7 separate regions of the Mus musculus genome follow, and all the other regions are linked to region 1. A link is a loop called in an ENCODE intact Hi-C map of the cell type or tissue named here. Cell type or tissue: heart. All regions are shown on one strand.

Region 1 (4,000 bases):
GCCCGGGGACCTCACCCTTGGCTCAGAGGGTTGTCAGCCCCGGGTGTCCGTGGATACCGACGTGGTCAGGTTCAACGCCCAGTTGCACGAGTGCAGCAGCAGGGTGCAGGTGAGGCGTGGCATCCTTCGGGTTGCTTAGGGGAATGGATGCGGGGAGGTGGTCTGGCAATGGAGCTGTTGAGGGATGGGGTTGTCTTCTTTCACTGTGGCTCAGGAGTGGTTGTTGATGGAAGATGGCGCTCGGGCTGAGCGAGGCGATCTGGGACTCGGACTCTGCTAGAAGGAAGCTGGTGAATGGAGGGCGGATGGAAGTAGCTGTGTTCTTGGGGTCACTGACTCACGTTTTTCCCCCAAGATAAGGTTTCTCTGTGTAGCCCTGGCTGTCCTGGAACTCTGATCCGTTTGCCTTCTGAGTGCTAGGATTAAAGGCATGAGCCACCACTGCTAGGTCCTCATTCCTAGGATGCTTTTCCTGAAAATCTGAGGTCCCTCCTCGCGAACAGAATAGAAGGGTGATGGGACTCGATGTTGGAGAGGGATGCAGAGGACAGCTCAGGCGCTTGCCAGAGGCATTAAAAATCCTGCTAAAGCCATGCCTGGTTAACATGTGCACAAAATTCCAGCACTTGGGAAATAGAGGTAGGAGAATTGGAGTTTAAGGACAACCTTGGCTACATGAAAGACTCTGTACAAAAACAATAAAGACCCGGACCTAATCTCTGATAGAGAAAATCGGTCGCCGATGCCAGAGATTGAATCCAGGGCCTTGCAAGGTCAAGACAAGCAACTCCACTGAAGAGCTACATGTGCCCTGAATTTGGCTTTTTAAGAGAAGGTCTTATACTAATAACCCTAGCCCTTTGTTTCTTTTTTTTTTTTTTTTTTTTTTGGGTTTTCGAGACAGGGTTTTTCTCTGTTTAGCCCTGGCTGTCCTGGAACTCACTTTGTAGACCAGGCTGGCCTCGAACTCAGAAACCTGCCTGCCTCTGCCTCCCGAGTGCTGGGATTAAAGGCATGTGCCACCACGCCCGGCCCAGCCTTTGTTTCTTCTGGTGCTGGGTTTACAGGGGTGCACCACCATACCTGGAAGCCTTGACCTAAAAGACATATGGGGCAGAGGGCATTATGACAATCTTTATTAACATAAAGATCTTAAGCATTTCAGCTGGGTTGCAGATGTAGCTCAGCTTGTCTAGCAAGCATAAGGCACGGGGTTTGAGCCTCAGCATCACAAAACTCTAGGATCTGGTGATACGTGCCTGTAATCCAGCACTCGGGAAGCAGAGATCGTAACATTAGGTGTCCGATGTCATCCTGGATTGCATAGCAGGCTTAAGGAGAGCCTGAGCTACAAGGAGGCCTGTTTTATAAAAGGTTCAACTGTGGTGGGGTGGTAGGTCCAAGCGGATGAGCTAGGTACAGGTCAACCTTGGATAAGCCTGGCTCCTCACCTGGTCTTGATCACTTCCTTCCACACCTCCCAACCAGCTGTGTCTAATTCTGCCTTTGTTGAAAGGGTCTGGAAATGTGCTAAAACATGTATGGAAAGACGAGAGTGGGGTGGGGGCTGGGGGTGGTGGTGATTCCACACAGCTCTAGGGGAATGGTCATCTATGCCAGGGTGAGTTTTCCTGGCATGTAGCTGCTTTGGAGGTCACCCATGCTTAGTGCATAAGCCCAGTAAACGCAAAGGTATCCTAAAGTAGAATTTCGTGGACTCCTAACACTGGTTTCTAATTCAAGTAATCCTCTTTGGGAGGCCAACCTGGGCCCAACCTGTATCATAAAACTAATAGCAACTGTTACACTTTTTTTTTTTTCATTTTGTTTTGAGAAGGGGTTTCTTTAAGTGGCCCTGGCTGTCCTGGAACTCTCTCTGTGGACCAGGCTGGCCTCAAACTCAGATCCACCTGCCTCTGCCTCCCAAGTACTTAGATTAAAGGCGTGCACCACCACTGCCCCGTTACTGTTTAATTTTTTTAAAAAGCTTTACAATTGATTTTTATGTGTGTGGGTGTTTTGCTTGTATGGGCACCCTGGAGGGTGGCTGTATCCCCTGGAACTGGGGTTATGGACAGCTGTGATTTATTATGGGAGGGTTGGAATTGAACCCAAGTGCTGGTAGTCACTTGGCATGCTCACTGTAATCCAGCTCTTTGATTCCTTTACTGGCCAGCAGAGAGCAGCAGAGGGCAGGCTGACCTCAGCCTTGGCTGCCTTCCTAGGCTGGATTCCCTATGCCTCCCATGGGCCAAGCAAGCATCCACAGGGTTTGGATCTGGTTAACACTATACCTTCGTTTCAGATGACGAAAGATGCCCTGGTGTACAGCACCTTCCTACTCCACGACCCTCGCCCTGTGAGTGGCCTGTCCATCCTCAGGACTAACCGTGTGGAGGTACCCATTGAGTGCCGATACCCCAGGTCAGTGAGAGTTGTGCTGGCTGGCTTCCTGGATTTGGATATGGGTGCCTGCAAGCAGGATGTATGCTCTGACAGGGACAATGCTCTTTTTTTTTTTTTGGCAGCTGTGATGATGATTGTCCCATGTGTGAATGGTTAGGCAGCCTGCTGGGGCAAAGTCTGAGGCCAGGTCTGGATTAGGGACCAATTGCCTTTTGGAGGAGGAGAGAGATGAAGTTGAGGCAGGATTCTATGAAGCCCAGGCTCAAATTCGGATCTTTCTGCCTCCACCCTCCTAAATGCTGAGTTATAGTGTATAGGCTAGCCGATCTGGCTTTGTTCCGTGTTTTCACAGGATGACCTGGAATTGTGTATCCTAGCTGGCCTTGAACTTGGTGATATATACCTCAACCTCTCAAGTGCTGGGATTAAAGGTATTCACCACCACTGCCTGGCTCAGACAGCTTCTTAGGTGGATTCTATAGATGACAATCTCTTGTCACAGTGTTGCCTGCCTGTATTATAGTCTGGCCATAATTCTGCCCTCACTGTGTGTCTCAGTCTCCCCTGCTCTGGGATTACAGGTATGGGGTCATCCTCTTGGACATCCTTAGACATCCTCTTGGGGCTCTAGCCTGGGATACTTCATTGTGTCTGGTTGTTCTTTTTAATGCTTGGTTTTTGAGGCTGTCTTAACTATGTAGACAGAGCTGGCCTCATACTCGGTGATTTCCCTGCCTCTGCCTTTCGGGAGTGCTGGGATGAGAGGCCTGTACCACAATTATCCAGGGGTAGGACTTTTGGTTTTGTTCACTGGTATTTTTTTTTTTTTGGACAGGGTTTCACTGTCTATACTTTATGCTTGGTTAGCCTGGCATTTGCTTTGTAGATCAGGGTGGCTTTGAACTTATGATCCTCCTGCTTGGACCTTCTGAGTGCTGGGACTGCAAGGCATGCATTGCCACACATAGTCTATGATGTGCCAGGGATGGAATGTACACCAGGCAAGCACTCTGTCAACTATGTCCCCAGCCTGCCCTTTTTGAAATGGAGTCAGAATGGAGTATTCCTGTTGTCTTGCCTCAGCCTCCCCAGAGCTGCGTGGTAACAGCCATGCCACTCTATGGCTTCTGGCTTCTGGTTGCCTTTCACCAGGGCCTAAGTTGATAGAGACCAGACTTCAGCTTACTAGTGGAGCTTCTGCCTTCAGCCCTGTCTATCCGTGCTTCGGTGTCTGTCCCCATGGTTGGGACGTCTTCCTGCTGTCAAGTGTAGGCACTCAGGGGGTTAAGGAACCAGCCCAGCCTTTGGGGACCTTGGCTACTGAGTTTATCCATCTCTGAGATCTCTGTAATAGGGTAGGGATATGATTGCACACTGCCCCGGGATGGGTTTATATGGAAACAGCTGGAGTTTTCCCCACAGGCAGGGCAATGTGAGCAGCCACCCTATCCAGCCCACCTGGGTTCCCTTCAGAGCCACTGTGTCCTCAGAGGAGAAACTGGCTTTCTCTCTTCGCCTGATGGAGGGTGAGTCAGAGGGCTGGAGGCGTTGGTAGGGGGAATGCAGATGTCGCTAGGCTGTCCCTAGCCCCTCT
Region 2 (4,000 bases), 200 kb after region 1:
TTCTATTGCTGTGGAGAGACTCCATGACCAAGTCAACTCTTACAAAGGACAGCATTTAAATGGAGGCTTGCTTAGAGTTTCCGGGCTTCATCCTACCCATCAGGGCATGGAGCAGGATAGCAGGCAGGCAAGGGTGGTGCTGGGAAGCACTGAGCACTTTCATCCTGATCTTCAGGCAGTGGGCAGAGAGACAACACTGGGCCTGGCTTAGGCTTTTTAAATCTCAATGTCCACCCCCAGCAACAAATACACCTCCTCTCGGAACACACCTACCCAACAAGGTCAGGCCTAACTTTTCAAACCATACCAACTGATGGCTAAGCATTCACATACATGAGCCTTTGTCAGCCATTCTAATTCAAATCACCACAGGTGATCCTGCTAAGAAAACTTACTCCCCCAAAACATAAAGAAGGTATAGTAATCTTTTGGAGGAAGGTATTTTGGCATCGGGGATATATTTGAGACAGGATTTTCTAACAATCTACACTTTCCTCAAACTCCAGGCAATCCCTGGGTGCTGGAACCACAGTACCAAACTTGCTCTGATATTTCCTTTTTAGTTATTTCCTCTCATTACTTTCTTAAATATTAACTTCTCTACTGTGTAAGTGTATGGGTGTGTGCCAAAGCACACATGAAGTCAGGAGTCAGTTCTTTCCTCTACTATGTGGGTTCTGGGTACTGAACTTGGTTGTCAGGCTTGGTGGCAAGTCATTTACCCACTAAGCCATCTAACTGACCAGCCTCACCTTGCACTACTCTTTACTATTTAGTTTACACAGTACTTTAAAGCCACAAGTCAAAGATTTATTATATTATATTTATATATTTTTATGTATGCATGTATGCTATGAGACATGTGTGGGGGTCAGAGTGAGTCCTTTCCTCCTTCCCTGAGGGCCTGAGGATTGAACTTAGGTCCTCTGCCTTGTTGGTAAGCACCTTTATCCTCTGAGCCACAGTGCAGCCCATTTGGAAATTTTATTCAGCTTACAGACATACCACTGAGTACAACTGATGATAACACAGTTTTTGTTTTTGTTCCCCATGGGCAACAACAAAACAAAACATCCCGCACCCCAAATCAGAGCAAAACAAAATCCCCTAGAACTATGGAACTGCAAGGTTGAGGGAGATGGCCTGCGTGCGATTCAAGTTCTGCGGTAACAGTGCAGTGTTAACAAGAACAGGGCACGTGCATGAAGAAACTGAAAGCAAGGGAGAAACAGCAATCCGTTAGCTATTGTTGTAAGTAAGGGTTATAGGTCACTATCGTTCTCCACACCGCTTCAATGTACTCTAAAGATTCCTGAGCCGGGAATACAATGGCTTCATGATCAAAGGACAAAGAACAGGGCAGCTTTCCAGTCCATTACACTTAATCCTGTGGCTCTGAATGTTGGTCCAAAGCACACGCTAGAGCCATCTAGACAGACTGCCTCTAGAGAACATCACTAACTTAAAGGGAATTCTGTGTCATTCTGATTAGGGGACACCTAGCAGTGCCAGGAGATACCTGTAAAGCAATAATCAAGAGGAGATGGCCGCTTCTGATGAACTAGGCAGCAGCTGAGCCCTCCAGACAAAGAGAAACCGAGGCCAAGATGTAGCTAGCACTGAGCCTAGCAAAGTGCTCTAGTTGTGTCCAGTGACAGAGAGCCTTAAAGTCACCCCAGACCCCCTTGGGAGGCAGCTGTGTTAGGGAAGCAAGACTGTGGTTCAGATAAATCATTGCGGTGCTCAGGGACTCAGAAGAATTCAAACTGGCGGAGCAGTGGTGGCACACGTATTTAATCCCAGCACTTGGGAGGTAGAGGCAAGTGGATTTCTGAGTTCAAGGGCAGCCTGGTCTACAGAGTGAGTTCCAAGACAGCCAGGGCTACACAGAGAAACCCTGTCTTGAAAAACCAAAAAAAAAGAAAAAAAGAAAAAAAGATTCCAAACTGGCTCATAGCCAGCCAGGTGCTGTCACTCAAACCCATGTCCCACACTGCAGGGTGCTGAGTTACTACACAGCACAAACACAGCCTTAGGCAGCTGCCCTTCCTGCTAAGCTCTCAATCCCCTTTTAAGAAGAACCAGATAACTTCAGATGCGTTACTGCCAACCTACAGGAGCTCCACGGTGTGCTGGGGCCACCTTGTGGCACACTCGGGCAGCACTACATTAACTTCTATTCATTTCAACCAGGTATCAAGAAAATCTTATTCTTTTACAAAATGACAATGAGGATATAATCAGAAAGGTGGGAAGACAGGCATGTACGCCACTGATGAAGACCTGCAGACTTACTCCTCCTCTGTCATCAACACCAAGCATACACAATGAGGCATTTCTTGAGATGCACAGGTGGTCCGTGCATAGTGCCAATGATGACATTTATTCAATGCAGTTCTGAGGATAATTCTGAACTTCAGACCCTGCTTCTAACTCATGAGTCCTGGGACTATAGATTCCTGTAACCAGGGAACAGTTTTTATGCACTTCTGGGGATGAAAGCCAGACTCCTTGTACATTAGACAAGCACTCTACAACTGAGCTACATCACCAGCCCAGTCAACTGAGGCAAGGTCTTTTTCTCCCCCCAAGACAGGGTTTCTTTGCGTAGCTCTGGCTGTCCTGGAACTTGCTCTGTAGACCAGGCTGCCCTTGAACTCACAGAGATCCATCAGGCATGGTGATGCTGGTATACTCCTCCTTTAATCCTAGCACACAGACTGATCTCTGTGAGCTCAAAGCCAGCCTGGTGTATATAATGAGTTCCAGGAAAGCCAGGGCTACACAGAAAGACCGTGTCTCAAAAATATAACAGAAACAAAAAAATATTTTAAAAAATTAATGGGGGCTGGTGAGATGGCTCAGTGGGTAAGAGCACCCGACTGCTCTTCCGAAGGTCCAGAGTTCAAATCCCAGCAACCACATGGTGGCTCACAACCATCCGTAACGAGATCTGACGCCCTCTTCTGGAGTGTCTGAAGACAGCTACAATGTACTTCCATATAATAAATAAATAAATCTTTAAAAAAAAAAAAAAAAAAATTAATGGGAAGGTAGAAACTGCAGTAAAGGTGTGAAAAGCATACATTAGAATCCAATGGAAGCTTTTAGATCTTCCTTATATTATATGTCACTGAAACAAAATTCACAAGATAGGATCAACCACAAAATGGAGATATCATGGGGGAAGAGGCAACCTGTGGGTAGACAATTAGAAACTACAAATGAACAGAAACAATTTTTTCCACCCAATTTGACAAAATCTATGCAAGAGTGAAGAAACCTCCCCGAAAGGACACCCCACATCCTGTTGAAGGCGGTTTTGAGACACTGAGTGGACTGTGAAAGCAGCATGTGTACAGAGTCCACAGAGCAGCAACATAAAGTCTAGGAAACAGCATGGAGCTAAAAACCATAGGTGTGCAGGTCTGTAATCACACTTGGAAGTAGAGGTAGGAGGGTCAGGAGTGTAAGGCCAGCCTTGGCTACGTGAGACTACATCAAGCAAAACAAAACAACAAATAATAAAACATAAATAAGACCCTAATACATAGGGCTGGTAAGATGCTCAGTGGGTGAGGGCTCTTGCTATCACACCTGACGACCTGATCCTTGAAACTCACACATGGTAGAAGGCAAGACCCAGCACCTGCTCTTAGGAGGTGGAAGCTGGAGGGTCAGTTCACAATCAGCCTTCACTACATAGTTAAGACCAAGCCAGGATGGCTGCATGGAGCCTGTCACAAAAACTAAAAACCAAGAGGATCAATCAAGATCAGGAAATGGAGCAGCCAGTACTGAGTTTGGATCCCCAGTACCAATGGAAAAAACGAGCATGGCAATGTGTGCTTGTAATCCCAGCTCCAGGGAGACCGAGAAAGGAGGCTCCCCAAGGCTTGCTAGCAGCCAGCCTAGCCAAATCAGTCAGCTCCAGGCTAAGCAAGAACAACTTAAAGAAGAAGCAGACACTGGCCTTCGGCGTCCATGGGCATGTGCACAC
Region 3 (4,000 bases), 79 kb before region 1:
CTCCCAAGTGCTGGGATTAAAGGCATGCACCACCATACTCAGCTGCCGCCCTTTTAAAAAACAAGGTCTCATACAGTGCAGTGTTGACCTTGCTGTGTAGCTGAGAATGATCTTGTACTCCTGATCTTCCTGCCTTCAATATCACAGACATGTGTCACACTAGATTTCTGTGGTGAGAGGGATGGAACCAAAGGCTGTCTGGTTGCTAGGCAACTGAAGTGTCCATTTCTGACTTAGGCTGGCCTTGAACTTCTGATCCTCCTGTCGGAGCTTCCCAAATGCTGGAATTAGAAATATACATAACCATACTCTGCCACACTCAGCTTCCTGTATCATTTTTTGTGGTGCTGGAGATTGAACCCAGGGCTTTGAGCCCTGTGTGTGTGCTGCAACTGAGCCAATTCCTTAGAGCAGCAGCAGGAAGCCAGTGAGTATCAAGTAATTGTTTGGTTCTATGTCGTTAGCCTTAGTCATGAAAGGTAAGCTTGCTACCACAAAACTGCACCCCAGTTCCTCCCTGGGGGATTCTAGGCAGGGGCTCTACCACTGAGCCACGCCCCCAGCCCCTCCCTGGGGGGATTCTAGGCAGGGGCTCTACAACTAAGCCATGCCCCCAGCCCCTCACTGGGGGATTCTAAGCAAGAGGTCTACTTTTTACTGAGGTAATTTAATCTCCCCTTTCCCTACCCAATTTATTTTGAGACAGGAGTTCATTGACTTAAACTTGCCATCCTCCTGTCTCAGCACCTCCATATACCAATCTCACCCCTGTATCCGGGAATTACAAACCTGAGCCATGAGTTATAGTTTGCTCTCTCTCTCTCTCTCTCTCTCTCTCTCTCTCTCTCTCTCTCTCTCTGTGTGTGTGTGTGTGTGTGTGTGTGTGTGTGTGTTTGGTTGGTTTGATTTTTTGAGATTTCTCTGTGTAGCCCTCCACCGACACTCTTTGTGAGGTAGGTAGGCTAAATGGTATGCCCTGCATACTTAGGACACAGTGAAATGTGAATTCAAACCCTGATTTTTCTTCCCTCATACAAGATGAGGCATGGCTGAATGACAGAAAACTGATCTTTGAGCCAATGAGATGGCATCGTGGAGAAAGGAGCCCGTGCCAAGTCTGTTGAGAGACCTGAATTTAATATCTGAGGTCCACATGGTGGAAGGAGAGAACTCACTCACACATGTAAACACACACAATTCCTCCAATCCTCCTACTACTACTATGTAGCTGTCTATCTGGCTGTCCTGGAATTTGGTATGCAGACCATGCTGTCCTCGAACTCACTGTCATAAGACTGCCACTGCCTTCTGAGTGCTGGGATAAATGGCGTGCACCTCCACACCTAGCCTCATCTCCCTAATTCATGGTTAGAAAATGACAAGGGAGGAGCCGACACTCTTTTCTTCTTCTGACCTTGTTGCAAGCTGATTCCTAATTGGCCACCATTAATTTGAAATCGTAAATATCTGACCAGAGCTGGCTGGGGCCTTGAATACTACAGAGAGAAGAAACTGGCTTCTAGGTCCCCCGGACTATCATAGCCTATCATAGCCCACTACCAAAGGGCCAGCGTGTGAGGGGATGAAACTTGGCATATTGGTCATTCACCTTTGGGCTCTCCCAGAGTATGTGGACTGGAGCACAAAGATGCTGAGCCCCGGTTCCCCAGTTAAGGACACAGGAGAAATGTAGATAGATTTCTTGGGATCGGTTCGGGAAGATAATATGGAGATTAGGGACTGCAGCAAGCTTAGAGGTCAGAGAGTGGGTCACTGTTTCTATAGCAACCCTGAGGGCGAGGACCACCTGGAGCTTGATGCACCACCCTCTAAAGGAGGTTTTTACGCCCTAAAAGGCCAAAGCAGATTATTCGGTAAGGACTACAAAGGAGGAGACAAAGCGGAGTGAAGAGGACCCGGAAGCCATGATAAGCTCCGCATTAGCACTGCGGCGGGCTCGGCAGGCGAATTCCAAAGGAGGGATGCGAGACCCAGCAACAGGCCGGCCATTGGCACGGAGGCGAGATGCTGGCTTGTGATTGGCTCTTGCCACGCTCGGGCTAGAAGGCAATCTCCGTGCTGGGTGGGGCGGGGCTGAGCCGCAGCCCTGCCTAGCTTACAGCCGGGTACCTGGGCAGTCCGCAATGGCCAGAGGTAGGAGAGTGGTCACTCTTAGATGCCTGGCTCTTATGGGCACACGCAGGCAGCACAATCCTTCGTTTCAAGCCCAGGTGTTTGGGAAGGGGAACATGCAGAAACTCGGGAATGGAGATCTCAGATGGGCTGGCCTCGAGGTCGCTACTGTCATCAGGGTCTGGGCTCAAGGCTGGAAGCAAATACCCGCACTAACGGGGACAGCTGCAGAACCGGCAGTACCCACCAGGGGGAGGCAGAGGACGTCGGTGCTGGAGTCATTGAGGGTTTGGGGAAAATAGATCCCAGAAGGGAAGATTCCTGAATCCCAATCCCAGTTACCCCAACTCCAGGATCTTGTATTAACGCTCTACCTTCCTTGGCCTTTTTTCTTTCTTTCCTTTTTTGTTTCTTTTAGACAAGGTCTAACTGTATGACTCTGGCTTCAAACTCACAACATTGCTCCTAGCCGTCTTTGGAGTTCTATACTCACAGGGCCTGACAAAACTTTGAGACCCGGTCATATGCAGCCCAAGCTAGTCTGAAATGTATGGAAGTAGGCCTTGAACCCCAGAAATGTGTCTTCGTTTTGCACCTCATCTTCTCAGCATCCTCCCCCGCTTTTAACTTTGCTTTCCTTTCTTTCTGAGACTGGTTTCATGCAATCCAAGCTAGTCTTGAACATTACCTTGCAACTTTAAAAAAGATTTTGTGTGGGTGTGTTGTGTACACAGGCATATGCAGAGGCCTGAAGAGGGTGTTGGGGTATCCTCTACTGCTTACTGCCTCTTCCGGAGCCAGGCTCTTTTCCTGAACCTGGGATGTGAATTTCCTCAGGTAGGCTGGAAGGCAGCAAGCATCAGTTGTTGACGGTCCTTTGGAGCACAGGTCGCCTGGCTTGCCAGGGTGCTGGGTCCTGGTAAAAGCACGGCACACTCTTCCCAACCTAGCCTCGGCTCCAGCTCTCAATCTAGAACTCAGCCTCCAGCCTCTGAGAGTGCTAGGAATATCAGGTGTACCCCACTTCAGCAGGTGTGCCCCCACATGCACCCTGGTGGTCTTGATGTGCATGGAGTTTGTGGGTTGTTTTTGTTGTTTTTTTTTGTTTGTTTGTTTTGTGACAGGGTTTCTCTGTGTAGCCCTGTCCTGGAACTCGCTCTGTAGACCAGGCTGGCCTTGAACTCACAGATCTACCTGCTTCTGCTTCCCAAATGTTGAAACTAAAGGTGTGCACCACCACACCTGGCTCGATTTCATGTATGATAAGCAAACACTTTACCAATTTGATTGAGCTCCCTCCCAGGGCCTGTTATCCTTACCCAGCTTCATTTTGTCTTGAAACGTCTAAGAGGGGGATCCAGTCCGTGACCACGGCTTAGTCTCTGTCCAATGCCCTTATTCCCAGCACTTGGAAGGGAAAGGCATTCTGACTTCCAGACTAGAAATAAAACCTTGCGTTTTTTGTTTTGTTTTTTAAGTCAATGCACCACATATACCAATGATATGGCACCTCTAGCTTCTGCCCCCACAATAGGGTATATCATGGTGGGGCTCTGGACAACAGTTAGAATGATTAAAATTCAAAGACTGACTCAGAACAGGCTGGGCTTACCCAGCCGATAGTTGCCCAACTCTCGTTTCCTGACCGAGGGGCCAGGTTTCCACCCTTCTGCCCCCCTCCCTTACTTCACGCAGACTGAGAAGTCAGCACTGTGGAGGGACAGCAGTATTCCCAGCAGTTCTTTTGCAAGAAGAATCTTCAACTCTAGGGAACACTCCTTACACACACACACACACACACACACACTCTCTCTCTCTCTCTCTCTCTCTCTCTCTCTCTCTCTCTCTCCCACACCCACCCTTTTTG
Region 4 (4,000 bases), 150 kb after region 1:
GACTTGAAATCAGTCTGGTTCAACTGAACATGGTGGTGATACCAACACTTGGGGGGCTGAGGCAGAAGAGTCCTAGGCCACCTGGGCTATATAAGCAAGAAAGAGCATGTGCCAAAAACCAGCTCACTGTGAGTCTAGCTTCGCTGGTGTCCTGCTGTGCTTGCTGCATACCTTGGAGACAGGGTCTCCAAACACAGAAAGAAAGGAACAAAAAAAACAGACTCACCACCTCAGACCTGAGGCTGTCTGGGCAAGAATCTCTGTTACACAGCTCCAAAACTCCACTTCTGTCCCACTCAGTACCCAATTGCTATGACCAAGGACCCCACCCCCACGCCATCATCCTTACCCTGTCCATCAGCTCCCGATCTAGATTCTCCACCTGTGAGCAGGTGGAGGCCGTGTCCTTGCCATTCACCTTACGAAGCTTGGGCAGGAGAAAGGAGACTTTGAGGTTGTCACTGACCTAACGGAAGAAGAGATAACAGAAAGCCAGGAAGGAGTAAGGACGCATGCCTGGAATCTCAACGTTTGGGAGAGTACGGTAGGGACGTTTCAAGTTTGATGTTGGTCTGGGTTACAGAGCAAGACTCTTTGCCTCAAACAAGCAAAACAACAAAAACCCAAACGGAGTGGGTATGTAGCTCAGGGGGCAGACTGCCTGCTTAGCAAGCACAAAGCCCAGAGTTTGGTCCCCAGCACCGCATAACTGGGCTTTGTGGAACATGGTCAGAACTCAGGAGGTCAGAGGCAGGAGGAGCAGAAATTTAAGGCTATTTGCGGACCCACAGTTAATTTGAAACCAGCCTGTGCTACATCGGACCCAGTCTCAAAACAAAACGGAAACGGGGGGGGGGGGGGCGGGGGGGGGAATGGAGCCTGAGTCTGCCCCACAGAGTCCTGGTCCCTCTCACCGTCAGGAAGGGGTTGCCTTCCAGATTGAGCTCCTCAAGTTCTGGGAACTGGTGCAAGGCAGTGACATCCCCGAGCTGGTTGTTGGTACAGCGAAGGATGCGCAGATGGGACAGGCCCAGGTTAGCAGGCAGCGTCTCCAGCAAGTTGTTAGAGAGGTCAAGTTCCCTCAGCTTCTTCAGGCGCCCCAGGAGATTGGGATCCAAGTGCTCTGAGAGCAGCTGCAGCCCCGACAGACTGGGGTGAGGGCAGAGAGCAAGAGAGCTGAGGGAGCGGGCCAGACCCTCCCATTAATTACCCCATCTGTCCCAGAGGGATTTCCACCAACAAAGTTCTTGTGCAAGCATGAAGCTTGCTTTAGACTTGGCTAGCCTGAACTATGTAGACTAGGTTGGCCGCAAAACTCAAGAGATCCCATCCTACACAACTCATTGCGTAGTCCAGGAAAGCCTTGAACTTAACTCTCCTCCCCCTACCCACGTGCTGAGATGACAGGCATGTGCCACCCCTTGGGAGCTGTTCAGGTGTTGATAGGGATGGAACCCTAGGGATACTCAGGCTCTGTGCATGTCTAGTAAGCAATGTAGCAACTGAGCTATGCCAACTGTTCTAGCCTTCTCACTTCCTAACTTACCTTTCTATGTATTACAGAGTGTCTATGTATCTGTGTGTGGTGTGTGGATAGGAATGGGCACAATCAAAGCGTGATTAAGGGGGTCATGGTTTTAGGGAGCTGCTTTGCTCCACTGTCTGGGCCCAAGGGATTGAATTCAGGCTTGATGACAGACAGGCACCTTTATCTGCAGATCATTTCTGTGGCCCATCTTCCCTCCCTTAAAGAGTACTTTGTTGCCGGGCAGTGGTGGCACACGCACGCCTTTAATCCCAGCACTTGTGAGGCAGAGGCAGGTGGATTTCTGAGTTCGAAGCCAGCCTGGTCTACAGAGTGAGTTCCAGGACAGCCAGGGCTACACAGAGAAACCCTGTCTCAAAAACAAACAGGCAAGCAAACAAACAAAACAAAATGACTTTAGAGCCCAAGACTTCCAAGTTCCTTCTTGTTTTTACTAGTTCCTGCTAGCCCGTTCCGTGCTACACAGGATCCCTCAACATCCCTTAGTATCTCATCAGTCTTTCCACTCCGCGCAAGGCTAAGGGCGTTCGCTCCAAGTTTATCTGACGCCGGGCGTTGGCTGCCAATCTCCCACATCTCCGTTTGGCGCGAGATTCGACTGGGGCTCGAATCCCGGATAACAGAATAACCCGGGCAGGAGGAGGAGACGGAGGGGTCTGAGCCTTGCATTCCGCCCATCAAACCACCCTGGCGGGGAAGAACCCCACGCCCCGGATCCGCTTCAACCCCACATGCTCTTACTTCAAACTCTGAATCTTCCCCAGCTTATCCGTCTTGGGTCGCCCACGTTGCAGGAGCAGTTGCGGCGTGAGAGGAGCCATGGGTGGCCGAGGGCTCAACCGAACCCGCGCCTCCACGAAGTCCGGTCGCTAAGGCCCGCTGCCGGGGAGCCCAGGAGGTGGCGCACAACAAACCCTTTGCGAGTCCGTTGCGACCGGAAGGAAGTAGAACGCCAGCCTTACGCCCCACCTCCTGCTTCTGCGATGACTACAACTCCCAGCGGCCCCTGCGTCTCGCGCCTGCGCTCTTAACTGATCGGAGGACGCGATGGCGGCGGCGGCTGAAGTTTCTCTTTTGCAGGAGTGCGGCTGTAAGGGCATCCGGACCTGTCTTATCTGCGAGAGACAACGCCACAGGGACCCGCCCTGGCAGATCTGCCTTCAGGTACGGACTAGGAAAAGAGTCATAGCCAGAAAATCTATTCATCTTAATGGGAAACTAAGGCCCAGCTTGCCTGTAAAACAGCCAAGGACCAAAGCCTCGCGGTAGGTGAGTTGTTTGGAGCGCTTATATCTTCAATATTCACAAAACCCAAAAGGTGGACCAAGTGCCATCGGCTGATTAATGGAAGGGCGGGGAAATGCTGGTGCACGCCGAGATCTCTGCATTTGAAAGGCAGAGAGGCTGGAGAACGGACCTCAGCCGCCCAGCAGGTTTTAGGAGTTACCTTGGCAGTAGGGAAGCGGCTGTCACACATCATCTCTGTGACTTTGGGGGGTGAGGGGTGGGGGTGGGGGGCAGTGGTAAATAACTTGGACTGAACGGGTCTGGTTTTGAGTGAGCTTCCGGAGCACAAGGGAGACTGCATGGAAATGGTAGGGAGTGCTGAACACTAGGCCGCCTGTATTAGACAGGGAATGAGCGACTTAAGACAGCACAGGCAGCCGGGCAGTGGTGGCGCATGCCTTTAATCCCAGCACTCGGGAGACAAGAGGCAGGTGGAATTCCGAGTTCGAGGCCAGCCTGGTCTACAGAGTGAGTTCCAGGACAGCCAGGACTACACTACAGAGAAACCTGTCTCCAAAACAGGCTTTGATTTGGGGGAAATTTTTTTGGGAAAACAAACCTGTATGAATCAGCTTTACAGCCGGGCAGTGGTGGTGCATGCCATTAGACTTAGCACTTGGGATGCAGAGGCAGGCAGATCTCTGTGAGTCCCAGGCTAGCCTGATCTACATAGGGAGTTCCAGGAAAGCCCATCTTGAAAAACAAAAACAAATCTGTCTTACAAGATACTAATAGGATCAGGAGTCAGGTAGGCCAGGAAGAATGTTAAAATGTTTCCCTTCTAGCTCTCTGTTGACCAGGCTAACACCTTCCATCAAAATGGGCAATGGATGGATGAATGAATGAATGAATGAATGAAAAATAACTTCAGAGCATTTGTATGGCCCTGGCAGTGCTGTAGCAAGTTGCTGGGATGCATAGCCAGGGGAATGCTTGAGTAGAGGCCTGAGATAGGAGCTGTGGGTGGCTGAGGCGACAGACACTTAAAGAGATCAAAGGGGCCTGAGCCAAGTTTTTTGTTTTAGTTATTTTCTTTAGTTAGAGGCCCCAGGGCGCCCCCTCCATAAGCTAAGATTGCAAGCATATGTCACTATGTCTGGATCATGGCAGCATTCAGAGTGACCAAACACCCAAGTGTTTATTATATCAACTGGTGAACTGAAGAGT
Region 5 (4,000 bases), 64 kb after region 1:
GGATTGGCTCCTTCATGGGAAAACGTTACATGACTCACCATATCCCCCCCAGCGAAGCTGCCACACTGCCGGTGGGCTGCGAGCCTGGCCTGGACCCCCTTCCCAGTCTCAGCCCGTAGCCTGGTCTCTGTAGCTTGGGCCTGGGGTGAGGGGCAGAGAGCAGATGTGCAGGTCCTGTGGGGTGGGGGTGGGGGTCTTGCATCTGCACAGCCCCTTCTATCTGCCTGGCTGTTTTATTTCTGCTTTTGCCCCTCACTAGGCTCTGTCTGTAAGTATGCTTGCAGGTGGTCAAGGTCAGCTTGGCCAACTTAACCTCCTTCATGTAAGGCTAGAGGAGGTGGCCAGTTCATCTTCACCTTAGCCAGACTTCAGAGAACGCAGCAGGACGGTTGACACAAGCTACGATCCCCACACTTGGGAGGCTGAAGTAGGAGGGTCATGTACTTCAGGCTAGTCTGGGATATCTGGCAGGAGCAGGTCTCAAATGAAACAAACCAAAACAAAACAAAAACACACAACCCGGTAGGCAGCCTTGTTGGGCAGTCAGTAGGTTGGGCTGGGCCCATCATGAGTTATATGAGGTTCAGGCCACCTTCCGTCTGACCCAACAACCAGGGGTGGGGTGCAGTTACACAAATACCACTTTCGTCCCCCTCGCTCTTTCTGAGGATGGGTCTCACCAAGTGTACTGGTTAGAGAGTGTAAATGGCTATTAATGACAGTCGGCTACCTAGCCCAGCCCCTGTGCACACAGAGAGATGGTTCTGCACACTTCTCGGCTCACTCAGCATCATTTATTGTGCATCTGGCATTCTGCACCACATACAGTGTTAGACACGGCCTCGGGGAAAGCTGATTGTAACTTTGGAGGACTCTACCTTGCTTTGAATCGCAGACTGACACCTGTCCAGATGTGGGATCTATTACTGCTGGGGAGATGTCATGCTCTCAAACTATCCTCGGAGTCACTCTCCCAATTACCATAGTGGGCTCTTTGAGACCCACTGTACACTCGATCAAAGGAAAAGCTCTCCAGGACAAAGCCAGTGGTTCCTGCCATCACCATGCGGGGGCGCCCGCGAGTTGTAGCCCCGTGGCAGCAGGGCCTTGCGCATGCACTCCAGTTTACTGCTCCATCTGCATTCCTGTCCTGTCAGGGGTCAGGGAAGAATGTATTTCCGACTCATCCAGGCTGAGCCTGCAGAGGTACCAAATTTTCTTTAACGGCGACCCTTGCCTGCCCTCACTGTTCAGCCACCCTACCCCATGTCCCACGGGGCTTGTCTGATCAAGCTTTTTGGAAGTTAATAAATGTTACTATGGCAGGAGTGTTGCTCAGGCTGGCTCTGCGACAGGAGCATATGGTGGTGCTCTGGCGCTGCCTCTTACGGGTCCTTTGATTGCCGCCAGTTTGTGCTTTGGAATAACAGAGAAACGTGCTCACTTTTCAGAATCAAGCGGCCACAGCCACTCTCCCTCCTGGCACAGGCCTCAGTGGCAGATCTTTATCAAGTCGGTGAACCTCTGCCTCTGAGTTCTAGTCCCCATCTTGCCGAACCCCCAGCATGCAGGTGACCCCTAGAGGTGTAGATAGAAGCTGCACCCAGCCAAATGCTCCAGTGGCCAGAGAAACGTGCGTGGAGCAACTTTTGAAATTGGACCAGATGAGAGCAGAGGGCCCTGTGGACCAGGAGAGGGCTAACCTGCCTTGGCGTTGGGAAAGAGATACTCGGTCCCCCACACCCACACAACTTGTCCCAGCACCCGTCCTTGTTTCCTTGACCACTGGTATTTGCTGAGTTAAAAGATGAATGAAGGGCCTGTGAGATGCCATCAAGTCGACTGACATGAATTCATGAATTGTTCTCACGTGGGAGGAGAGAACCAGTTCTGGCAAGTTGTCCTCTGACCCTGACCTCTACAAAAATAAGGCACGTGTGCTCCCCCCAAACCTCCCCATCCCCTTGTCCTCTGCACCCCGACACCTGCAAATGCAAGATAATTAACAGGTCTTTATTTTTCAGGTGTATTTTAAATTTTATTTTAAAGTGTATGATTTAAGATTTATTTTAAAGAGCTAAAGGTTCAGCTAGACTTGCGAAAGGATCCCCAGACTTTGTGATCCTGGTGCCCCGTGGCTTGCTGTAGGTACTTTTACAGTCTGTGGTGATTCCCGCCGCCGCCACACGGGGGCGAGAGTATGCCTTTGCAATCTCTACAAAGTCCTGAAAGGGAAGAAAATGGAAAACAGCAGGCTTGGCCCGCATGGGCGGAGTGGGGTGGAGGGGATGGGGTCAGGGTTAGGGTGGGAGTGGGAGAGGCAGTGGGATGTCAGTTGGGGCCCCGAGGCTGGAGAATTGCTGTGATTTTTTTTTTTTTAAATTACTGTGATTTTGAGGCCAATACTTTAGAGATGGATGGGGAAACTGGAGGACTGGGAGTTAAAGACTGTTGTCATATTTACAGTCTGAGGCTCTGCCTCAAAAACACAAAATTAAACACATGCACACAGGAATGAGAATGGAGATCTTCATGCACCTAACACCAGGGAGAGTTCCATCACATTCCCAGAAAAAGGAGTTCTGGGGGTGCGGGTGGGGGTGGGGGGTGTCGTGTGTGTGTGTGTGTGTGTGTGTGTGTGTGTGTGTGCGTGCTGAGACAAGATCTTGATATGTTCGCTCACTAGATCTTGAACTCTGTATGTTCCTTTCTCAACTTCTAGAGTGGCAGATATGCAGGGCATGTGCCTGGGGACATCTCCCCACCCCAATAGAAAATAACACAGCCTTCTTTAAAACAAAAAAAAAATTTTAAGCTTTGTTTGTTTTATGTGTATGAGTGTTTTGCCTGCATGTCCGTGTGTGCACTGAATTTGTGCCTGGTGCTCGCAGAGGTCAGAAGAGGGGGGTTGAGCTACTGGGACTGGAGTTATGGGCAGTTGGGAGCCACTGTGTCGGTACGGGGAGTTGACCCAGCACCCTCTGCAAGAGCAGTCAGTGCTCCTGACGGCTGAGCCATCTCCCCAGTCCAGAGACTTGTGTCAGTTGTTGTTCAAGTTTCATGAAGGTGTTACCAACAACGGAGGGGGAATTTACGTCCCTAGCCCCTAACATCAACACAGAGACCAGACGATGGCTGGGGAGGAGGCTACTAGGTGCTTGCTGCCAAAGCCTGCCAAACTGAGTTTGGTCACCAGGACCTACATGGTAGGAGGAGAGAGCCTCTGATTTCCACTCACTGGCACACCCACACACATCTCACACACACACACACACACACACACACACACATACACACGCACATGCACGCGCCACCCCACCCACCCCACCCTACCCCCACCATTGCCCAAGACTCAAGTCTCAAGATGGCAGGCGGAAAGCTAACCATGTGCTATCTTGCTGTGGCTTTTCCCTTCTCCCTAGGAAGAGAGAAGGAGCAAGCAAACAGAGAGCCTTAAACTCCACAAAACTAGTCGGGCGGTGGTGGCGCACGCCTTTAATCCCAGCACTTGGGAGGCAGAGGCAGGCAGATTTCTGAGTTCGAGGCCAGCCTGGTCTACAAAGTGAGTTCCAGGACAGCCAGGGCTACACAGAGAAAGCCTGTCTCGAAAAAAAAAACAAAAACAAAAAATCCACAAAACTTTCCAAAGCACAGCATGGTACATTGGCACAGCGTGCTACTTGCAAAATGGCTGGCCGGGAAATGTGGACGGGGTGGCTCAGACTGTAAAGCCATTTGCCGCCATAGCTAGGAAGCCTTGAGTTTGATTCTTGGAACCTGGGTAAAGCTGAAAGGAGAGAACAAGTTCACATGGTTGGCGTCCGATCTCCACACACACGCAGGCCACTCGGTACCCTTCTCTCCTGCAGAATAATAGTGATTTGAAAGGCAGGGATGCTGGAGCAAGGGCTCAGCAGTTAAGAGTATCTGCAGCAGCCGGGCGGTGGTGGCGCACGCCTTTAATCCCAGCACTTGGGAGGCAGAGACAGGTGGATTTCTG
Region 6 (4,000 bases), 220 kb after region 1:
CCAGCCCCAGACTAATTTTCCTATCAAAGATCTAGTTGACAAGAAAAGAAAATAGTGTTTCATATTTCCCCTTAAAAACTATAAACCCGGGGCTGGTGAGATAGCTCAGTGGGTAAGAGCACCCGACTGCTTTTCCAAAGGTCCGGAGTTCAAATCCCAGCAACCACATGGTGGCTCACAACCATCCTTAACAAGATCTGACTCTCTCTTCTGGAGTGTCTGAAGACAGCGACAGTGTACTTACATATAATAAATAAATCTTTAAAAAAAAAACAAAACAAAAACTATAAACCCCTGACACCCATAAGAGACATTACCCATGACATCTCGGACAAATTCTGGAGGCGCTCGAGGAGCCCATTCATTCATTTTCTCTGGAATTGGAACTGCTTTGTCCTGGAACAGTTAAACAGAAAAGCATCTATGAACATACACTTGCTGAGGAAGGTACATCCCGTTTGACGATCTCAACTGAGCACGCTTCTCAAATCTGGAGCTGACTGAGTGTAGTTCTGCTGCCCTGGCCTTACTTCATCCACTACACCATGGGGTCTAACGTGGGCCAAAGTTCTCCTGCGCTAAACAAGTCTGGAATCTACGTCACTAAGAGACGAGCCAACCTCTTCTAGTCAAAGATATGAGCTGTCTGTTTTACGAGGCCCATTGAAGAGGTAAAGAGTGATGTGGTCCAAATTTGGCGTCCAATGCTTCTTTAATAATGGCTGCTATTTGGAGTTGTACACTTTTGCTAAGACATCGATTCTGGGTTTTGTTGGTTTCTGAGATAGGTCTCACTGTCTAGCTGATCTGAAACTCACTACGTAGACCACGCTCGCCTCGAATTTGTAGCAAACTTCTGGGGTCAGCCACCAGAGTGCTGGGATAGCAGGTGTGCACCACCATACCCAGCTCCCACCGCTTTGGTTCATATATTAAAATAGAAAGGGCTGTGAAGCAATACTGAATAGTAGCGCAGGGCTGTCATCCCAGCTCGTAGGGAAGATAAGGTAAGAGGAGCCGGGATGCGAGGAGCCCGGATGCGAGGTCTGCCTATCTTACAAAGCCGATTCGGTACGGAACGTGGACAGCACGAGCAACGCCATGATACCGCAAACAGCAAACTAAGAAAAAGGAGGGTGTGGAGGGCTGGGCAGCGCCTTCGTGCAGCTACGCTGTAGGACAAGAACAGGAGCGAGGCTCCCTCCACGGGGCCGCCCTCTCCGCCCCAGGGTTGCTCTAGGGGGACTGAATGTAGCCTTGCTCGGTCTGGCGGCGGGGTGAAGGGACTGCGCCTCGGCCCACTTCCACTCACCGGGTTCTTCATGAGCCGCTCCAGCTTGAGCTTCTGCTCCTCGGCCGCATTCTTGGGGATGACCAGCGTCTGCGGCTCTTTCTTGGGCCTGGGCGGTCTCACAGAAGCGGCAGCAGGACTCGCCATAGCCGCTCTCCTACTCCTTTACGAAAGCTGCCGGCGGCCGCTCGTATTGATGACGACAGAAGAGCGCGCCAACCGCGCACGCGCACTCTCAAACCCCCGGGGGGAGGGGCGCTCTCCTGAGGCGCATGCGCACTCTCTCCTCGGAGGTACGAGGCAGTCCTAAGCAGCTTGCTTGAATATTCATGAACGCGAGGTCAGTGTGGTTTATTTTGATCATAGCACTTTAATTTCATTTCCTGTTTCAAAACAAATCAGGGCTGCCTGATTCTCACATCCGGAGAGGAAGAGACGGCCTTTAGTGATGATGAGTGGGCTGGCCCCAGGCGACGTCTCAGGTCCCCAAGGACTTCGCACAGCTTGCTCTGGGACTCTTGGCACGTCCCTCCCAGTTTCGCTCGCTCCTGGGCTTTGTCTTTTTTTTCCGTTTCTTTTTTATCTATTCTACTTTCTCCCTACCCCACTCTCTCTTCCTCCTCCTCCTCTTCTCTCCCCTTCTCCGCCCTCTCCATATCGTCTCCTTCCCTCCCTCTTTTCCTTCCTTCCTTTCCTTTCCTTTTTTTTTTTTTTTTTTTTTTTTTTTTTGTTTTTTTGTTTGTTTGTCTTGTTTTTCAACACAGAGTTTCTCTGTATATCTCTGTCCTGGAACTTGGTTTGTAGACCAGGCTGTCTTCGAACTCTCGGAGATCCGCCAGCCTCTCACACCCCGATTCCTATAATAATCTTATAATCTCCTTTGTAACTGAACTCTTAAGACAGACCCGATCTCCTTGGCCACGCTGAAAGTACAGCGCCACCAGTCGAGCCTGAGTATGTGAGTCTGTTTTAGAATAAAGGAAGTTGCCATTCCAATCTACCTGACGAGGAATTAACTTCAAGTCTTTCACTTGAAGGTGAAAGTAATGGAGAATGATGGAACTGCGGCCTTCTGGTGGTGGAGTGTTTTGTTGACCATGCGTGAGGCACTGAAGTAGCTCCCTATAGTAAAAGATGTTAAGAGCCAGCAGTGGTGGTGCAGGCCTGTAATCTCAGCACCCAGGGAGTTACAGGCAGATGGATCCCTGAGTTCAAGGCCATCCTGGTCTGTAGAGAGAGAGTTCCAGGACAGCCAGAACTACACAGAGAAAGCCAGTCTCAAAAAACAAACAACAAAAAAACAAGCAACAACAAAACAAGCAACAACAAAAACCCAAGATGGTAACAGTAACATCTTGTAGGCAAGGAAACTGAAACAAGTCCTTTATTAGAAGAAGCTTATTAGAATGAAAGGGCCTCAAAGCTGACTGTTGCTGGAGATGGAGGGAGAACAATAGACAGTACAGTATATGGATCTCTGAACGTGGTGGGGCCTTAAAGGGAGCAAGAGGCTTCCCTTTGGAACCTGGAGAGGAGCTTCATTAAAACTGGAAGGAAGGCCGGGCAGTGGTGGCACACGCCTTTACTCCCAGCACTCCGGAGGCAGAGGCAGGCAGATTTCTGAGTTTGAGGCCAGCCTGGTCTACAGAGTGAGTTCCAGGACAGCCAGGGCTACACAGAGAAACACTGTCTGGAAAAAAAGAAAAAAGAAAAAAACAAAACTGTGAAGAAGAGAAAGGAGAGAAGTCAGAAGAGGTAGTGTGTGGGGTACAGAGGAGCCTCTTCAGAAATCCAGGATAATCTTGCAGCAATCCCCCCCCCCACACCCAGGAGTGACCAAATTCCCAGAACATAGGAAGGGGCTTTTTTGGTAACTCTTTAGGGGCAGCACAAAGTTTCTCACCATATGGTTTAGTTCAGCACAGTGAATATGACACAAAACACAGAAGGGCAAGATGCCATAAACAGAGAGCTGCTAGATCACACCACTGACTGATTCTGAACTCTACCCCAGAGAGAGCTGCTGGCAGGTATGCCTGACTCAGGCTATGGGAGATGGCCTAAAGGCACAAGCCTGTAGAAGAAGGAGAAGGAGAAGGAGAAGGAGAAGAAGAAAGAAGAAGAAAAGAAAGAAAGAAAGAAAGAAAGAAAGAAAGAAAGAAAAGAAAGAAAGATAGAAAGAAAACTATCCAGAGGAGTGCAGTAGCACATACATGTGATCTTAGTATTTAGGAGGCAGAGGGACAGAGATTTCAAAACAAGCTGGGGCTATATCACAAGACCTTGTCTGAAAAAAAAAAATTAAGGGCACCAGTCATGATGCTAGGAACCTTTAATTCCAGTGCTTGGGTGGCAGAACTCTATGAGTTCAAGGCCAGCCTGGTCTGCATATCAAGTTTAGGGCAGCCAGGACTACATAGTAATGTTCTATCTCAAAACACAGCCAGGACAAAAGGAACTGAGGGCTTGCTCTGCTCCGTGGTAGAGACGTGCCCAGAGTCCACCAGTGAGGTCACTGACGATGGCCATATTTGCCCAGCATGTACAGGTACCGGTTCCAGCATGTACGGGTCCCGGCTTCCGATCCCTGTACTGTACATAATAACATTATTATTTAAATATATAATCAGCGAATTGATTCCTAATAACATCTTGTCCTAAGTAAAAGCGTGTTTACTTAAATCCTATGCCAAATCACTTTCTAGAAGC
Region 7 (4,000 bases), 79 kb after region 1:
CAGGGCATCTCGCCTAAAGATTCCTTAATTTTGGATCTGGTAAGATGGCTCAGCTGCTAGCGACACTTGCTGTCAAGCCTAATGATCAGAGTCGGAGCCCCAGGATGCACATGGTGGGGAACCAACTCTCAAAAATTGTCCTTGACCTGTGGCATACACAGGCATAGGTATGTACACACATACACAGAGGGGTGGGGGTGTGAATAATTAATTAAGTAAGTTATTAGTGAAATGTGGTAGACAATGTGATTCCTTAATTCCCACCCCCCCTTGATCTGCGGTTTTGGAGACAGAGTCGCCCTCCCTTGGTTGAAGCTGGACTACTGTTACTCAGCCTACTTCTGCCCTCTTTTCCCACCCTCCCCAGAGAGCATTAACTATGCCCCCCAGCTCCTCGGGGCCACCCTGGAGGGGAGACTCACACAATCTACCTTCACGCTGGAGCAACCCCTGGGCCAATTCAAGAACGTCAACCTCTCTGACCCAGATCCCATCTGGCTGGTGGTGGCTCACAGTAACGGTAAGCTAAGCCTGTTTGCTTTCTCACTGTGACCCGGGCAGGTCTAAGAGGTCTGGCAGGCAGGGGGTGATGGGAAGTAGGTACTTTGGGGGATGTGATTGGGAAAGGCGGTTAAGCCTACTAGGACGTAACACGTGGTTCTGCCCACGTGACGGCTGACCCTCAGTGCCACCCCCAGCCGCCCAGAACTTTACCGCCCCACGGAAGGTAGAAGACAGGCATGCCCCTGCCAACTTTGACCGCAATGGCTACTATCTCACGCTGAGGGCCAACCGGGTACACTACAAGGGTGGCCAGCCTGACAGCCAGCTCCGAGTCCTCCGTGTTGGGAATGACAACAACTGTTCCCTGGAGTCCCAGGGCTGTAACTCGCCTTTGCCAGGGGCCGGCCCCTATAGGTGAGCAGCAAAGCTGGGGTCAGGGACACCTGCCTGGCACAAACAGGAGATGGGGGTGGGGGTGGGTAGCCATTGGGTGGTTTGTTGAGGTCAAGTGGGATGGCTGGGCTCCCTAGTCTTCTTCCTCCTTTCCTCCCTCCCTCCCTCCCTCCCTTCCTCCGTCCTTCCCTCCCTTCCTTATGTTTGTGGTGCTAGGGATGGAACTTGGGCCCTGGAAAAGCTAGATTGCCACTCTAGCATACCCCTAGCCTCTCACTGGGGGATTGTGGGCAAGTCCTTACACAGCTCTTCTTTTATATTTACTTTGATTATTTTAGGTGTATGGGTATTTTGCCTAAATGTATGCCTGTGCACCACACATGTGCCTGGTGCCCGTCACAGGAGGTGGTGAGCCTCCATGTAGATACTGGGAATTGAACTTGGGACTTTTGCAACAACTTCAAGTGTTCTTCAACTCTTGAGCCCTCTTTCTTTCTTTAAAAAAAAAGATTTATTTTATTTTTAACTATGCTTGTATCTGTGCATGGGTTTGCTTGTGTGGACGATGGTTCCCCTAAAAGCCACGAGTGTCTGGTCCCCAGGAACTGAAGTTGAGCTACCTGACATGCATGCAATATGTCCTGCTAAGTGCTGAACACCTCTCTAGCCTCCTCACAGCTTTTGAAAGTAGCAATCCCCCAGCTCAATGCCCATATGCCACGGGAGGTCCTGACCATGTAAATGGATTGTCTCTACTCTAGACCAGGCGTTCATAGGTGGAGACCAGCCTTGGTCCCCTGGCTTCCCTCACTAGATGTTTGTTTTGAGTGATCTAACACACATGCACTCGCGTGCGCATGCACACAGAGGCTTAATGAAAGTGAAGGCTACTGTACATGACCAATTCTGGTCTCCTGCTCAGAGTGAAATTCCTGGCGATGAGTGCCGAGGGACCCGTGGCTGAGACACTGTGGTCCGAGGAGATCTACCTGCAGCAAGGTAGGAGAACATAAGATCTCAAAAAAATAGTGTGGGGTGGGGGCTGGGGACATCACGGGGCTGGGAAAAGTAGGTCTCCCCCTGTCAAGAACTGCAGCACCACTTTGTGCTCTGCAAGTATCCCTGCCCTAGTCTAATCCCTCCATGATTCTCACATGTCTCAGCTTGGGTGTAGGATGGTTGGTCTGGAAGCTGCCCAAAGGCCCCCTTTGGGGTTAAATAGCTTCTTTCCTGCTTGCCTGTGCAGCCCAGACATTCCGAGAAGCTCCAGGGTCCCAGGGCAAGGGCACTGTGGTCATCATTGCCTTCTTGTCAATCCTACTGGCCATCCTGCTTGTGGTCTTCCTCGTACTGGTCATATCCGCTTGGTGAGTGAACTAGACTGGTGCTGCCTTGCCTCTCAGCAGTAGCCTTGGTCGCTTCTTGCTGCCATTTGATGAAGTCGGTTCCCCTGAAGGCTGGGCGGTGTTGACTAAAGCCCTTCTCCCTCTTGCCCATCAGGGGCCTGATTTCCCAGCAGTCGCCGCTTGCCCCCTCGCGGCCATACCTGGAATTGCAAGCAGGTAGTCAGAAAACACTCCCAACAGTGAGGCCCTACAGGTAGAGGTGAATTACGTTCAGGCGGAGCCCACTAAAAGCTTTTGCTTTGACATCTCAGGCAGAGCTGAAGTACCGGGGCTGGCACAAAACCTCCCAGAAGAAAAGACACCCCACACCTGTAGGGATTTGAAGAGGCATCTCTGTGAAGGGGAGGCAGGCATGTGGGGATGTATTGGGGGAATTTCGGAGAAGGAGGAAGTATGCCAGCAGGCATGAGCAGAGAGCGGAGGTGTCCAGCAGAGAAACGGAGCTGTCTCACTGCTGGGAACAATGGAGTGTAATCAAGGGAGACTTGGCCGTGATAACCTTTAAAACAGTGGTTTTCAACCTTGTGTGGAGATGCCTTTAAAGGTGAATGAATGTTCCTTCCACAGACAGGGGTTACGTATCAGATATTCTGCATATCAGATATTTACATTAACAAAATTACAGTTATGGCGTAGCAAGGAAAATAATTTTAAGGTCCGGGGTCACTCAAACATGAGGAACTGAATTAAAGGGTCTCAGCATTAGGAAGGCTGAGAAGTATTGGTTCAGGCTGGGCCAGGGCATTAAGAATATATTCCTGGAGCTATTACGGCCAAAGCCTGAGGGCTGGCAGTCCTAACAAACTAGGCTCAGCCACCCATTGTGGACAAGCCAGTTAGACACACAGGTAATGATGAGAAGCAGAGGCTGGAAAGATGGTTCAGCTATACTTAGCCTGAGTTTAATTCCCAGCACCCGTATCTGACGGCTCACAACTACCTGGCTCCAAAGGGATCCAATGCCTCTGGCCTTAACACTTCGCACGCACGAACACACACACACACACACACACACACACACACACACACACACTTCAAAATAATGGAATAAAAGAAATTAAAAAGCAGTCAAAGGTAGGGAGATATATTCCATGTGACCACATGGGAAAGAGAAGCAGAGAGACCCAATGACTCTCTAAGTTTATCTTTAGGAGCCTGATAAGGCCGTGACTTAAGGTTTAGGTTAAGGAGAGGGTAGGGATCGCATTGCTGAGACATCCCGGTGAAGGCGTGGTCCCAGCCATCGCTGACCGCCCACCCATCCTTGGCTTCTGCTAGTTCGCTCTGGCTCACATGGGGCTCCCAAGGCTCCGCCTTTTCCTCCCCAGCATGGGGTACCTGAGGAATGTCTTGGGATCCTGGGATAAATGAGACCCTGGGTCTTTTGTTTTTGTTTATTTGTTTTGCTTTTTTGTTTTTTGTTTTTCGAGACAGGGGTTCTCTGTGCATCCCTGGCTGTCCTGGAACTCACTCTGTAGACCAGGCTGGCCTCGAACTCAGAAATCCCAAGTGCAAGGCATGTGCCACCACTGTCCAGCCTGTTTGTTTGTTTGTTTTTGTTTTTTTAAGAAAAAAAAAGGAATTATCTTCATTCTTTTCAGTAGAGTTGCTTACAAAGGGACAGGGAACGCCAAACATGATGTCCTAGGCCCTTAATCCCAGCACGGGAGAGGCAGGGGCAGGAGGATCCATAGGAA

What was found. A loop is a pair of places that touch in the nucleus more often than their neighbours do. Peaks named below come from ENCODE experiments on the same cell type or tissue, not always from the same donor. Only the 100,000 strongest peaks of a DNase experiment are listed, where the experiment ranks them.
Region 2: a loop joins it to region 1, with 4 times the contacts of the local background. A loop is called at or near these places in 7 of 42 quality-filtered maps.
Region 3: a loop joins it to region 1, with 2.4 times the contacts of the local background. A loop is called at or near these places in 4 of 42 quality-filtered maps.
Region 4: a loop joins it to region 1, with 2.6 times the contacts of the local background. A loop is called at or near these places in 2 of 42 quality-filtered maps.
Region 5: it touches region 1 in a loop (4-fold over the local background); 21 of 42 quality-filtered maps call a loop at or near these places.
Region 6: it touches region 1 in a loop (3-fold over the local background); 6 of 42 quality-filtered maps call a loop at or near these places.
Region 7: a loop joins it to region 1, with 5 times the contacts of the local background. A loop is called at or near these places in 30 of 42 quality-filtered maps.

The regions. Positions count from the first base shown.
Region 1 is chr5:135,980,334-135,984,333 of GRCm38, forward strand. Zp3 (zona pellucida glycoprotein 3) reads left to right here. Exons shown (of 8, transcript NM_011776.1): 1 at 1-109; 2 at 2,306-2,424; 3 at 3,829-3,932. Among named protein-coding and RNA genes, the nearest start is that of Zp3, 2.2 kb to the left of the region's middle. In heart, a CTCF peak has its summit at 2,177 (motif pointing right); a DNase peak (open chromatin) is centred at 2,298; H3K27me3 peaks cover 174 bases.
Region 2 is chr5:136,184,816-136,188,815 of GRCm38, forward strand. The region is part of intron 5 of Prkrip1 (Prkr interacting protein 1 (IL11 inducible)); the gene reads right to left. Among named protein-coding and RNA genes, the nearest start is that of Prkrip1, 12 kb to the right of the region's middle. In heart, a CTCF peak has its summit at 2,142 (motif pointing left); a DNase peak (open chromatin) is centred at 2,121.
Region 3 is chr5:135,901,708-135,905,707 of GRCm38, forward strand. No RefSeq gene overlaps it. Among named protein-coding and RNA genes, the nearest start is that of Hspb1, 16 kb to the left of the region's middle. In heart, a CTCF peak has its summit at 2,373 (motif pointing right); a DNase peak (open chromatin) is centred at 2,044; H3K4me3 peaks cover 1,167 bases; H3K27ac peaks cover 1,852 bases.
Region 4 is chr5:136,133,585-136,137,584 of GRCm38, forward strand. Lrwd1 (leucine-rich repeats and WD repeat domain containing 1) reads right to left here and starts at 2,490. Exons shown (of 15, transcript NM_027891.4): 1 at 2,288-2,490; 2 at 915-1,149; 3 at 350-466. The coding sequence starts at 2,367. It overlaps Alkbh4 (alkB homolog 4, lysine demethylase), which reads left to right and starts at 2,561. Exons shown (of 3, transcript NM_001347492.1): 1 at 2,561-2,710. The coding sequence starts at 2,594. In heart, a CTCF peak has its summit at 2,439 (motif pointing right); a DNase peak (open chromatin) is centred at 2,527; H3K4me3 peaks cover 2,656 bases; H3K27ac peaks cover 1,591 bases.
Region 5 is chr5:136,043,976-136,047,975 of GRCm38, forward strand. Upk3b (uroplakin 3B) reads left to right here. Exons shown (of 6, transcript NM_175309.4): 6 at 1-1,018. The coding sequence ends at 119. Among named protein-coding and RNA genes, the nearest start is that of Upk3b, 7.5 kb to the left of the region's middle. In heart, CTCF peaks have their summits at 1,070, 1,575, 2,165 and 2,366; a DNase peak (open chromatin) is centred at 2,206; H3K27ac peaks cover 253 bases.
Region 6 is chr5:136,197,463-136,201,462 of GRCm38, forward strand. Prkrip1 (Prkr interacting protein 1 (IL11 inducible)) reads right to left here and starts at 1,492. Exons shown (of 6, transcript NM_025774.3): 1 at 1,313-1,492; 2 at 318-396. The coding sequence starts at 1,438. In heart, no CTCF peak of the experiment used is centred here; DNase peaks (open chromatin) are centred at 1,609 and 2,283; H3K4me3 peaks cover 2,252 bases; H3K27ac peaks cover 1,716 bases.
Region 7 is chr5:136,059,364-136,063,363 of GRCm38, forward strand. It overlaps Upk3bl (uroplakin 3B-like), which reads left to right. Exons shown (of 6, transcript NM_001359361.1): 2 at 368-520; 3 at 699-918; 4 at 1,820-1,896; 5 at 2,144-2,264. Among named protein-coding and RNA genes, the nearest start is that of Upk3bl, 4.1 kb to the left of the region's middle. In heart, a CTCF peak has its summit at 2,442 (motif pointing left); a DNase peak (open chromatin) is centred at 2,428; H3K27me3 peaks cover 1,666 bases.